Regions from separate parts of the Homo sapiens genome. Here all the other regions are linked to region 1. The links are chromatin contacts, found by Hi-C or POLR2A ChIA-PET in ENCODE. All regions are on one chromosome and are shown on one strand. Each heading gives the region's core, a stretch centred on a gene start or an enhancer-like site at or near the end of the contact. The rest is flanking DNA. Distances are from core to core; before and after follow the strand shown. Region 1 overlaps LOC105374928 (a long non-coding RNA gene). Region 2 overlaps NEDD9 (neural precursor cell expressed, developmentally down-regulated 9). Region 3 has its middle 56 kb from the start of ADTRP.

Region 1 (3,387 bases), core at 814-3,313:
ATCTTAATTGAATTTTCCTAAAGTTAATTGTGATAATGGTTATTTTTCTACTAGGTAAATCAACTGCTTTTTTGAGAATAAATGCCTAAATGAAATCCTGCTTATTTCAATCTATTTAATGCATCTTTAACCTTGAATCAGCATTAGAGTTGTGGCTGTTTTTATTATTATAATTTAACCTCAGTTTTAATATCATATTTAGATTAACTATTTAACAGCTGAACTTGTAATAGCTGTGCATGTTGAGGGCCGCTTCCTGCTAATACCTTTGATTTTCTGTCTGGGGACTTCCTTTTTGACCACTGGGGCATGAATGCCCTGCTCATACAAAGGCTAAGCCAGGAGTGCAGGGGAATTAACTTCAGAAACAGCTCACAAGCAGTGTTAAGGGGGAAGCTAGTAATGACTATCACAGTTTTCTCACCCCTTCATCTGATTAACTTTGAGGCATATTCTACCTCAGTACTTTACAAACTTTATCATTTGGGGATCCTGTTAAAAATTCACATCCTGATTCAGTGGATTTGTGGTAGAGCTTCAGATGATGATGATGATGATGATGATGATGATGATGATGATGATGATGGTCCGCTTTGAGTAGCAGGCTCTACACTGTCTCTCAGAATTCCCCAGTGGAATTCAGCTTCATTTGCCCTCAGTGGTAACTTTCTTGATTATTCTCCTTTGGTTGGTTTTCTTCTCTTGCCTGTTTCTCACTTCTCTATTCCCCTACTAGTGTTTCCTACTTGCATGTGAATTCTTATTTCAGGTTGCTTCTGGGGTAACCCAAGCCAAGAATATGCATCTATCTATTTATCTATCTGCTCACCTATCCATCCATCTATTCATCTACATCTATCCATCCATCCATCCATCCATCCATCCATCCATCCATCCATCCATCCATCCATTTACCTATCTATCTAGCTATGTAATGCATTCATCTATCTTCTATTTATCTATTTATGTAATCTATTTATCTATCTTATCTATCATGTGTCTAATATATTCATTTATCCACCTATCTATTCATCTACCTAATCTATTCATCTATGTATCTACTATTTATCTAATCTATTCATCTATCCATCTATCTAATCTGTCTACCTACTTACCTACCTATCTGGAACATAGCAACAGAGCACAGCCTCTTAAAAAATCCAGTAAATTGAAGAGCTGAAAGAGAAAGAATGAAGACATACTGGAGGGGGTGGAAAGGAAAAGTTGATGACTACCACCTAAAGGGACTTTTTCTTCCTCCTTGTGTCATTTTCAACAGGATGTGGTATCATGGAGCTCTGGTGAAAGAAGAGACTAGGCAGTTAGCTATGGCTACATAAATGGGACAGCTCCAGAAGTCCATGGAGGGATCCCCTTTCTACTAGGAAAGATGGGCAAGGACTTTATGCCTGATTCTATTATTCAGGGCACATTGCTGACAGGGTTGGCCAGTGAGGCCATAGAGAGAAGGCAGGCCAAATGCTAATCTTGGAAAGGACGGAAATCAGCATAAGCAGAGAGACACAGGGTGAAGTGGTAGCGGAGAGCGGATGCCACAGTGTGTGGGCTTGTGGGTCAGCCCTATTAAAGGGAGGAAATCAGTAAATGGGCTTGCAGATGGTTACCCAAGATTTCTTCATGACTTTGTGCAGCCTGTACAATGTATGCTCCTTATCTTGTGGGAGTGTAATTGAGAGCCCTGGACTTCCTCAGCTCAGATCCCAACTCTGCCACCTCCTGGTTATGCTACCTTAGCATGTGTATTCAACCTCTTTAAGCATCGGTCTTCCCATCTATGTAGTGGGGACAGTAATTCCTATTTCATGGGATTGTCATAAAAATTAAATGAGATATTTTGTACAAAGTGCTGCCTTTATTACAGCTGGAGGATAAGAGAGCAGCCCTGATACTGTAAATATTCCCAAGAATGATGAGGAAATGACGGTGGACCTTTTACTTGATTCCAGCGTTATGAACACACACACACATACACACACAGATATAAGCACACATATGTTTAATAGCATATAGGTAGAAAGCCACAGGAGCGGTAATACCCTGATTATGTAAATCAACCCCAGCTCTAACAGCTAAAAAACCCTACTGCTGCTCTTAGCTATGCATGAAATCACCCCCATGAAACTTCTTTGAATAAAGCAAACATCTGTTCTTGGTGGAATGCAAAAGAGAAACTTTATTTGAAGTTCCTGCTTCCCCTTCTCATTAAAAGTATTTCGAGCACTATTAAAATAGTTTCTGCCAAGAGCACTTTTTGTGCTCTTCAGTTTCTTAGGTTCACTGGCCTGAGAACCAGCATTCAGCATTCTTAGTCCCACCATAGCTGGGAGTCTGGGGTCTGGGAAAGGGATAGAGTCAGTTTGTTTTTGCCATCAAGACCCTCTGATCGCCTCAGATGGTCTCACCTGCTATTGCTTCTTTCCCGTCCTGACAGGTTGATATTCTGGAAGCAAGATCTTGGAAGGCCAAGGACAGGTCATTTCTTAGGACTGTGCAAAAGAGAATCAGTCTTTACAGTAAGCTATTTGATTCTAGTAGTTCTTTCATCTCAGTCTTTTGAAAGCAACTTCCCCTCTTTAACCAACACCTGCCATGGCCTCTTCATGAGCCGAAGAAGGTGAGTGCTGATGGAAATCCCAGATGTGGCCAAAACTCCCCAGCAGCAGACAGGTCAAAGGTCTTTTGTACCCTTTCCCGTAACGGGTGGCACTTGATCTTCAGAGTGGCTTACACTGTTCAAGAGGGTTTGAATCATAAGACATTTGGGGTTAAAAAAAAAAACCTGTCATTTTGCATTTTGATTTTTGTAGAGCCAACTACAACGTATTTGAAAATTGTGTTCTTGAAATAAGCCTGTAATAGTAGGTGTCAAAAGTATCAGAGATAAAATGTCTACTCTTTTAGTGGCGTAAGTTGTCGTTGTTTCAAATTACATTTCCTTGTACTATATGATGGATGTACTATGCACACACACTTTATCACACACGTGTGTGTGTGGGAGTGGAAATGTGTAGGTAGTCAGAGAGGGAAGAATAAAGAATTCATGCTAATGTCTAAATAAATGAATTAATTAGTGAAATAAATAGATTCCTGTTTACACTATACTACAATTTTTAAGGATAACCAGTTGTTAATTAATACACTGGACTTGAAGGAGACTCATTTGTGTTGAAACATGAAATGTTTGTCCTCTCTCCTTCTCCCTCCCACCTGGAAAACATGAAAGATCTGCAACTCACACATACTAGTGTAATTTAAACACACTTTGAAAGAATTGATAGGCTGGGCGTTGTGGCTCACGCCTGTAATCCCAGCACTTTGGGAGGCTGAGGCAGGCGGATCACGAGGTCAGGAGATCCAGACCATCCT
Region 2 (3,394 bases), core at 644-3,143, 260 kb before region 1:
GGACATTTTTAAACTAATTTTCTCAATGAAATCAAGTCAGGTTTTTCATTTCCTTTCCCCCTCTGTTTGCTTTTTTTTTTTTCTACATTCCTTTCATTCTGTGCATTTATTTATAGTTACAAAGGCTTAGCCTTTGGAATTACCAAACTGACCTCTTAATTCATTAGTGTTGCCAGGAAGGGGGCTGAATTGTGAGGTCTCCTGGGGCTCTATGATCCAATGCTACTGCAACTGCTTTCGTGATTACCCGGCACAGGATTTGCACTTTCCATATGTGGATTTTCTGTCCCTAGGAGGAATCCAACCTTTCTCAGATGTTAGTATACCATTCTCAGTAACTAACGGGAGGGTCCAAGACAGAGACTTTGAGAAGAGCTATGAAGCCGAGAAGGGCAGATTCTTCCATTTAGAAAAGGAAGAATCCATTTAATACATCTCCAAGTCTGGGTCCTGGCAGGATAGGATCAAAAGCCCAAAGACTGGCGTTATGTTAGTTCTCTAATTAATCTGCTTACATAAAAACAAGGAAACAAACTCGAATTGCCCCACCCCACACTTTGATGGTGTTTGATCCACACTGTTTTGAGTCTCAGATCCTGGCGGCATGAGTTTCTGGAGATGCTTTTGACACTTTCATGCCTCATAATTTTGAAAGCCATGTATGCTGAAATTTTAAAGAGGAGGGTCTGTGTTTGGATAGCAGAGAGAGATAGGGAGGTCTGAGAACCAGCATGATGACAGTCAGCAAGTTGGATGAGAGGCCCTTGGGACTCTTTCTGATGTTTCTGCATCTGTGTTCCCTGAGCTGGTACCCATAGCAGAGCAAGGGTCCTATACTCAGATGCTCACGGACCGAGCAAGCAGGGTGTAGGGAAGAAACAAGCCAGGCTTTGGTGCCGGGGAGACAGAACTCCTTCTACCGAAAGAGGGAAGACATTGCGCCCTGTGTTGCCAGATCTTTCACGTTTTCAGAAGCCAGAAATTTGGAATTTTATGTGAAACCTGGTTTTCAAAATTGACTTAAATTTTAAAAACAGTGTCTTGGCCAAACTAAACGCGTCTTTGGCCTCCGGGCTGCCAGTCTTTGCCTTCATCTGTGTATTTTTGCCCTCCTTCCTCTTGGAAATCTTCTGAAGGCAGGGCCCCCAGGCTCTGCACCAACTCCCTCCCTCGGCGAGAACTGAGCTGTCCATTTCCACAGATGCCCTGCACGCCCATACCTCTGTGCCTTCATCCATGCCATGTCCTTGTCTGAGATGCTCTTCTTTCTTTCCTCATATTCAAACTTTAATTGATTTTCAAGGCCCGGCTGAATGCCTTTCCCCCACCAAGCCCTTCCCAAACAGATAATATGTCTCTATCCTTGGAACTCCCTGAGCCAGTGATCCACACATCTCTGACAGCACTTATCACTTGTGGTTTGACGGTCTTGATGCATCTCATCTCTTCTTCCAGCATTTTAAAGTCAGAGATCATTCCCTCTTCATTTAAATATAAACCACAGGGCCTAGTACAGTGCCTAGCAGAGTAGGTCTTGCATAATCTATTGAGTGATACATTAATCAACTAAAGGAAAACTGAAGGCTATTAAGCAAGATGGCGTGAGGTCTGCCACTACAGAATAAGCTTGGTTTCCAGGTAAGCCAGCTCTGGGTTAAGTAGAACCCATGGGATATGGGGCAGAACAGTGCCCTATCAGCCATGCATGGTAGTGTTGGGCAAGAGAGGGATCCAAGAAGGCAAGGGAATGTTAGGTGAAGTTGAGAAATCAGAAACTGTAGAAGAATGCACCCCAAGTTGGGTGAAGCCACTATTGGCAGGCAAGGAGGGCTGCTGGATGGTTTCCTTTTCCCCAGTTGAGCTCGTATGTGACATGAACACCTGGGTTCTTCTTAACCACAAGCCAGAAACATGTGGGGGAGTGTTTTGGAAAAGGGAAACCAAAACAAACCCTGCTTTTTACCTCAACATCAGAAGGAACATACGATTGCTTTAGTTCTGGGGATGTGTGATAGGCTCGTTTATGAGAAGCTGTGTGCCAGAGGCCATGGCCCCACTGGGTCTTTTTCTGTTGCTTATTGGAAGAATTAGGTCTGAAGAGGGAAGTAATTGACAAACAGAAGCTGGACTCAGGCAGAGCTGGATCTAAATCCCGGTTCTACCACTCACAAGCTATGAGAACAAAGGTTCCATTCTAAGCCTGTTTTCTCATAGGTAAAATGGAAATTATACTTCCCTCATAGGCTATATGAGTATTAAATGAGATCAAGTGCATAAAGTACCTGGCATAAAGCCATAATAAGCCTTAGCTATTGTTATTGTTATTGTAATTGTCACCTAGGCTATATAGATTTTACCTTTTGACTTTGACTTCCAGAAATCATGGACTAGGTAATTGAGATTAACCATCTTGCTGAAGACAACTTAAAAAAATGAAGAAAAGCTAGGAAAGATCTTTTTTTTTTTTTTTTTTTTTTTTTTTTTTTTTTTTTTTTTGAGACAGAGTCTTACTCTGTCGCCCAGGCTGGAGTGCAGTGGTGAGATCTCGGCTCACCGCAAGCTCCGCCTCCTGAGTTCACGCCATTCTCCTGCCTCAGCCTTCCGAGTAGCTGGGACTACAGGCACCCGCCCACTGCGCCCGCCACCGTGCCCAGCTAATTTTTTGTATTTTTAGTAGAGACGGGGTTTTACCGTGTTAGCCAGGACGATCTCGATCTCCTGACCTCGTGATCCGCCCGCCTCGGCCTCCGAAAGTGCTGGGATTACAGGCGTGAGCCACTGCGCCCAGCCGAAAAGATCTTCTTAATAGTGTCAAGAGTTCAAGGATAATAAAGAATTACTAGGTCAAACTTTGGGAGAAGAGTTAATAGAGGTGAGATTGCTTTTCAAGCCTGGGGGCATTTGCTATTTTTTGCTGATCTGAAACTGGTGCCTGGGAGGCTGTGCTGGGTTTTCTACAGCTTCTTTGGGTAAGGGGGAACATTGGACTATAGGGCTCACCAAGGCAGGGACCCCAAACCACCCCCGACTTTGGGTTGGAACCCTAAGGACTGTATCCAAAATAAGGATTAACTGGAAGTAAACCCACCCTTGCACAGGCTGAAGACATCAGGGTTGCCAGAACAGCTCAAAGCATGGAATCAGATGTATGCTTGCCTATGAGGCTGGCAGAAGGAAACAAAATTCTCTCTGGAGGCAGAGAACATCTTTATAGGCTTCACATTATTTCTACAAATGTACTGAAAATACAATGTCCCACATACAATCAAAGATAAACAGGAATTCAGGGGACAAGACAACAGGAACAAGACAAGCAACAGTCAATTCTTGCTTTCTAATGTGATAAGAATGTTATGTATGTCTTAGTAATCACAGATCTCAAGGCTGTTTCCTT
Region 3 (3,455 bases), core at 145-2,644, 370 kb after region 1:
ATCTTCTGTGGTTGCTACAGCAAACATTTATTGAATACCTTCTAAGTATGAGACTCAGTACTAGGATGTTTTAAAGATTATACAATTCTTATTTAAGATGTGATATATAGTGATTAAATCTCATTCACAAAAGTAGGGTTTTAGTTGTGCTTGAGCTTATATGTAAAGGTATGTACATATACATGTATGCGGTTTGTTCTTCCTATTTGCAAATGCCCATATTGGGAGAAAATGCCAGTGCCAGTCAAAGCCAACTGAATTGTTGTGCATTGACACATACTGAGAAAAAAAGGGCACAGCAACAAAAATGTTCTAGTCCCAATCAAGCGATAAACAAAATAAACAAAAGATATTCAAATCAACTTTAAAGAACCTGTTTTTGCTGAGTTTTGGAAGAAACATTAAGACAGTGGCTCAAGTTCCCACTTGAACATGAGTGTTTGTTGTTATTTTTAATGCTAGTTTTAAGGTTGAATTCATTAATGTCATGGTTTTGAATAACTTGAATTTTATTTACCTCTGGGCAGGTGAGCCTCCCTACAAATGACCATGATGTAGAAAACACTTGCACACATAGACATATGTGTCACATGGATGTATAGTACACTTCTTAGGTCAAGTTTTTTTTTTTTTTTTTGAGACGGAGTCTTGCTCTGTCACCAGGCTGGAGTGCAGTGGCACAATCTTGACTCACTGCAACCTCTGCCTCCCAGGTTCAAGCGATTCTCCTGCCTCAGCCTCCCGAGTAGCTGGGACTGTAGGTGTGTGCCACCACACCTGTCTAATTTTTGTATTTTTGGTAGAGACAGGGTTTCACCATGTCGGCCAGGATGGTCTCAATCTCTTGACCTCATGATCTGCCTGCCTCAGCCTCCCAAAGTACTGGGATTACAGGCATGAGCCACTGCGCCCAGCCAAGATTTTTTCAGTTCGCATGAGAGGGAGGCCTTTGGGGAGACAGGTGGATACTGAGCTCTTCTTGGTAACAGGAAAGCCATTAGAATAGGAAGCAGTGAATCAGGTGAAGAATCAGAGTGAGGAAGGAGCCAGTGAAGCTGCAGTGGGTCAGAAGCATAGTCACAGGGAGGTTGGGCGTTATCTCAGTGCATTTGCTATAAAGGAACACCTGAGGAATGGGTCATTTATAAAGAAAAGAGGCTTAGTTGGCTCACAGTTCTGCAGGCTGTACAAAAAGCAAGGTGGCAACATCTGCTTCTGGTGAGGGCTGCAGGGAGCTTCCATTCACAACAGAAGATGAAGGAGAGCAGGCATCACTTAGCAAGAGGAAGGGAGCAAGAGAGAGAGGGGAGAGGTACCAGGCCCTTTCAAACAACCAACTCTCAGGTAAGCAAATAGAGCAAAAACTCCTGCATTACCACAAGTGGATACCAAGCCATTCATGAGGGATCCGCCCCCGTGACCCAAACACCTCTCACCAGGCCCCACCTCCAACAAGGGATCAAATTTCAACACGAGATTTGGAGGAGACAAATATTCAAAGTAATCAGGAACTCTGGCAGAACTTCAAATGCCGAGAGTGGAATTTTGAGGTTAAAATTAATGGCCATGATAGTTACTAGAAGCTTTTGAAATATGAGTGGGTTTAATTATTTGACTGAGTTGATGTCAATAGCCTGAGATAGTAACAATGATGATTGTGTGCTGTTGCTGTTCTTCAGCCCTTCGCACTAAGGAAAGTTCTTCGAAGCCCACAGCCAGCTTGCAGGTGGAGAGGGCAGATAAAAAGAAAATGGTCATGAACATAAGCATGATTCTGCCGTTTTCTATGGCTCTGGACAGACCAGTTGCCTGAGATACCTCCAAAATTCATTTAGAAAGATGTGACAAGAAGGTTTCAGTGTTAGAACGTTGACGTCTAAGTTATTTATGGCAGAGTCCCAGCTGCCGCCAGAATTCCCCTTCTTAAAATAACCAACAGGTGGGTGACCTGGTCTTGAAGAACATTGTATCAGAGTATGCATGGGATACAATACTGCCTTCTTTCTTTTCTTGCTTAGGTAGTACTACCTTTAGCTAGTAATAAGACCCCTTGAATTTTGGAATTCAGGTATCAGAAAAAAGCTGCTAGCTCAGTGCCTTTTATATACACATAGGTATTTAATACATGTTTTTGCTTATCGATTGGTAAAAACTCCTAAAGATAGGTGCATGCTTGTGTGTGTGTAATGATTTTTAGAGATTATGGGTTTGGAACTGTCTTTGTTCTATTTAGATCAATATGATCATCCATTTATCTTGCTCTTCTTGTTTTTTATTGACTTTTTTCCTGTAATGTATGTACCAAAAGTATTTGCTGTTGCATCTTCTTAAGAGAATGCAAACATGACCGTGTTTCCTTTCTCTCAGAAAAAATGACAATTCATTTTCCAGAAATCATTTAAATTAAAATTGATGTTCTTTGGACATTAAAAAAAGGGGTGGGGCAGCATGAATTTTTTTCTTCTTGTAGTTTGACTGCTCACTGGCAAGAGGAGAAAGCCAGTCCTGAAGCCTGGGGTTGCTAGACTGGCCACCTTTCCCTCCTGTCTTTCAGCATGCCCTTTTAAGAGCAGGAAACATGAAAGGGTTTGGCTCAGACCCCAATTCCACTAAAGGCGTTATCCAATTGGCACTGAGGTCTGTCTCTGGCCTTGGTGGCTTCCCTGATGGCTGTAGCATTTGTTCCACAGCAATGACATTCAAATCCCGAGAGATGCATGAAAACACAAAAATAATGTGTGGTGAGGAAACAAGTCTCCTAACTGGTTCTTCAACAATCCTCCTTTGTGTCAAACCCAGATTGCATTTGGTTGGATGCAGGGACAATGCTAGGCCATGAAGAAAACAGAGATCAAAGGAGATGGGATTTCCAGAGGCTAGGAACAGAGGCCCTCCAAGCAAGAGAGGCACTCACAAAGTCAGTGAAGCTGTGGTGGTAATCTTGGTTGTAGGTGAGGAACCAGAACAGACCCCAAGAGTGGCAAGGGTCATTCTGGAAATGTACAGCTTAAAGAACACAGCTAAAATCTAGGGTAGATAGCAAGGTGAAACAGAGAGCCCATGAGCCTTGGAATCAGAAAATCAGAATTCTGGTCTTAGTCTGTCTCCAAGCAACTGTGAGTTCTTGGCCAGATAGTTTATCCCATCTGAGCCTCAATTTCCTCGTCTCTGAAGTGTAGGGTTTGGATTAAATGACCTCTTAAGTGCCTTTAATTTTTTATAATTATATGCCTGAGAGAAGTTGTCATTGTAATTTGGCCCTATTGGGGTTATGTTTTTTAAAGCTTGATAACAAGGAAAGTTTGCATGACAAAGTATACTTATCTGATTTAGAATTATTATTTCCTTTAATGTTTTCACATTACCCCCTTGGCGAGGTTCATTAAATTTGCCATGTGCAATGGATCTAAGGATTCTGATCCTGATACAATAAGATGTCTATTGAGCATCTCAGG

Evidence for each region. Hi-C counts contacts between places; a loop is a spot of excess contacts on that map. ChIA-PET counts read pairs that join two places held with the same protein, here RNA polymerase II (POLR2A). Pooled maps may share reads with other maps.
Region 2: a pooled map shows a loop between it and region 1 (7-fold over the local background). The contact joins two enhancer-like sites. A Hi-C loop is called at or near these places in 7 of 50 pooled maps. POLR2A ChIA-PET finds 5 or more read pairs at or near these places in 2 of 52 experiments (activated CD4-positive, alpha-beta T cell and activated T-cell).
Region 3: a loop to region 1 is called in a map with no recorded cell type, with 5 times the contacts of the local background. The contact joins two enhancer-like sites. A Hi-C loop is called at or near these places in 2 of 37 single-sample maps with no recorded cell type and 2 of 50 pooled maps.

Annotation. Positions count from the first base shown.
Region 1 is chr6:11,458,833-11,462,219 of GRCh38, forward strand. All of the region lies in intron 1 of LOC105374928 (a long non-coding RNA gene), which reads left to right. Among named protein-coding and RNA genes, the nearest start is that of TMEM170B, 77 kb to the right of the region's middle. RefSeq lists an enhancer at 1,390-1,579. Within about 2 kb of position 2,064, at least 7 of the 41 ENCODE cell types and tissues checked have a DNase peak (open chromatin) inside an H3K27ac peak, as active enhancers do.
Region 2 is chr6:11,197,183-11,200,576 of GRCh38, forward strand. The region is part of intron 2 of NEDD9 (neural precursor cell expressed, developmentally down-regulated 9); the gene reads right to left. Among named protein-coding and RNA genes, the nearest start is that of NEDD9, 34 kb to the right of the region's middle. RefSeq lists an enhancer at 2,048-2,097. Within about 2 kb of position 1,894, at least 4 of the 41 ENCODE cell types and tissues checked have a DNase peak (open chromatin) inside an H3K27ac peak, as active enhancers do.
Region 3 is chr6:11,832,582-11,836,036 of GRCh38, forward strand. No RefSeq gene overlaps it. Among named protein-coding and RNA genes, the nearest start is that of ADTRP, 56 kb to the left of the region's middle. RefSeq lists silencers at 1,251-1,480, 1,328-1,518 and an enhancer at 1,741-2,040. Within about 2 kb of position 1,395, at least 3 of the 41 ENCODE cell types and tissues checked have a DNase peak (open chromatin) inside an H3K27ac peak, as active enhancers do.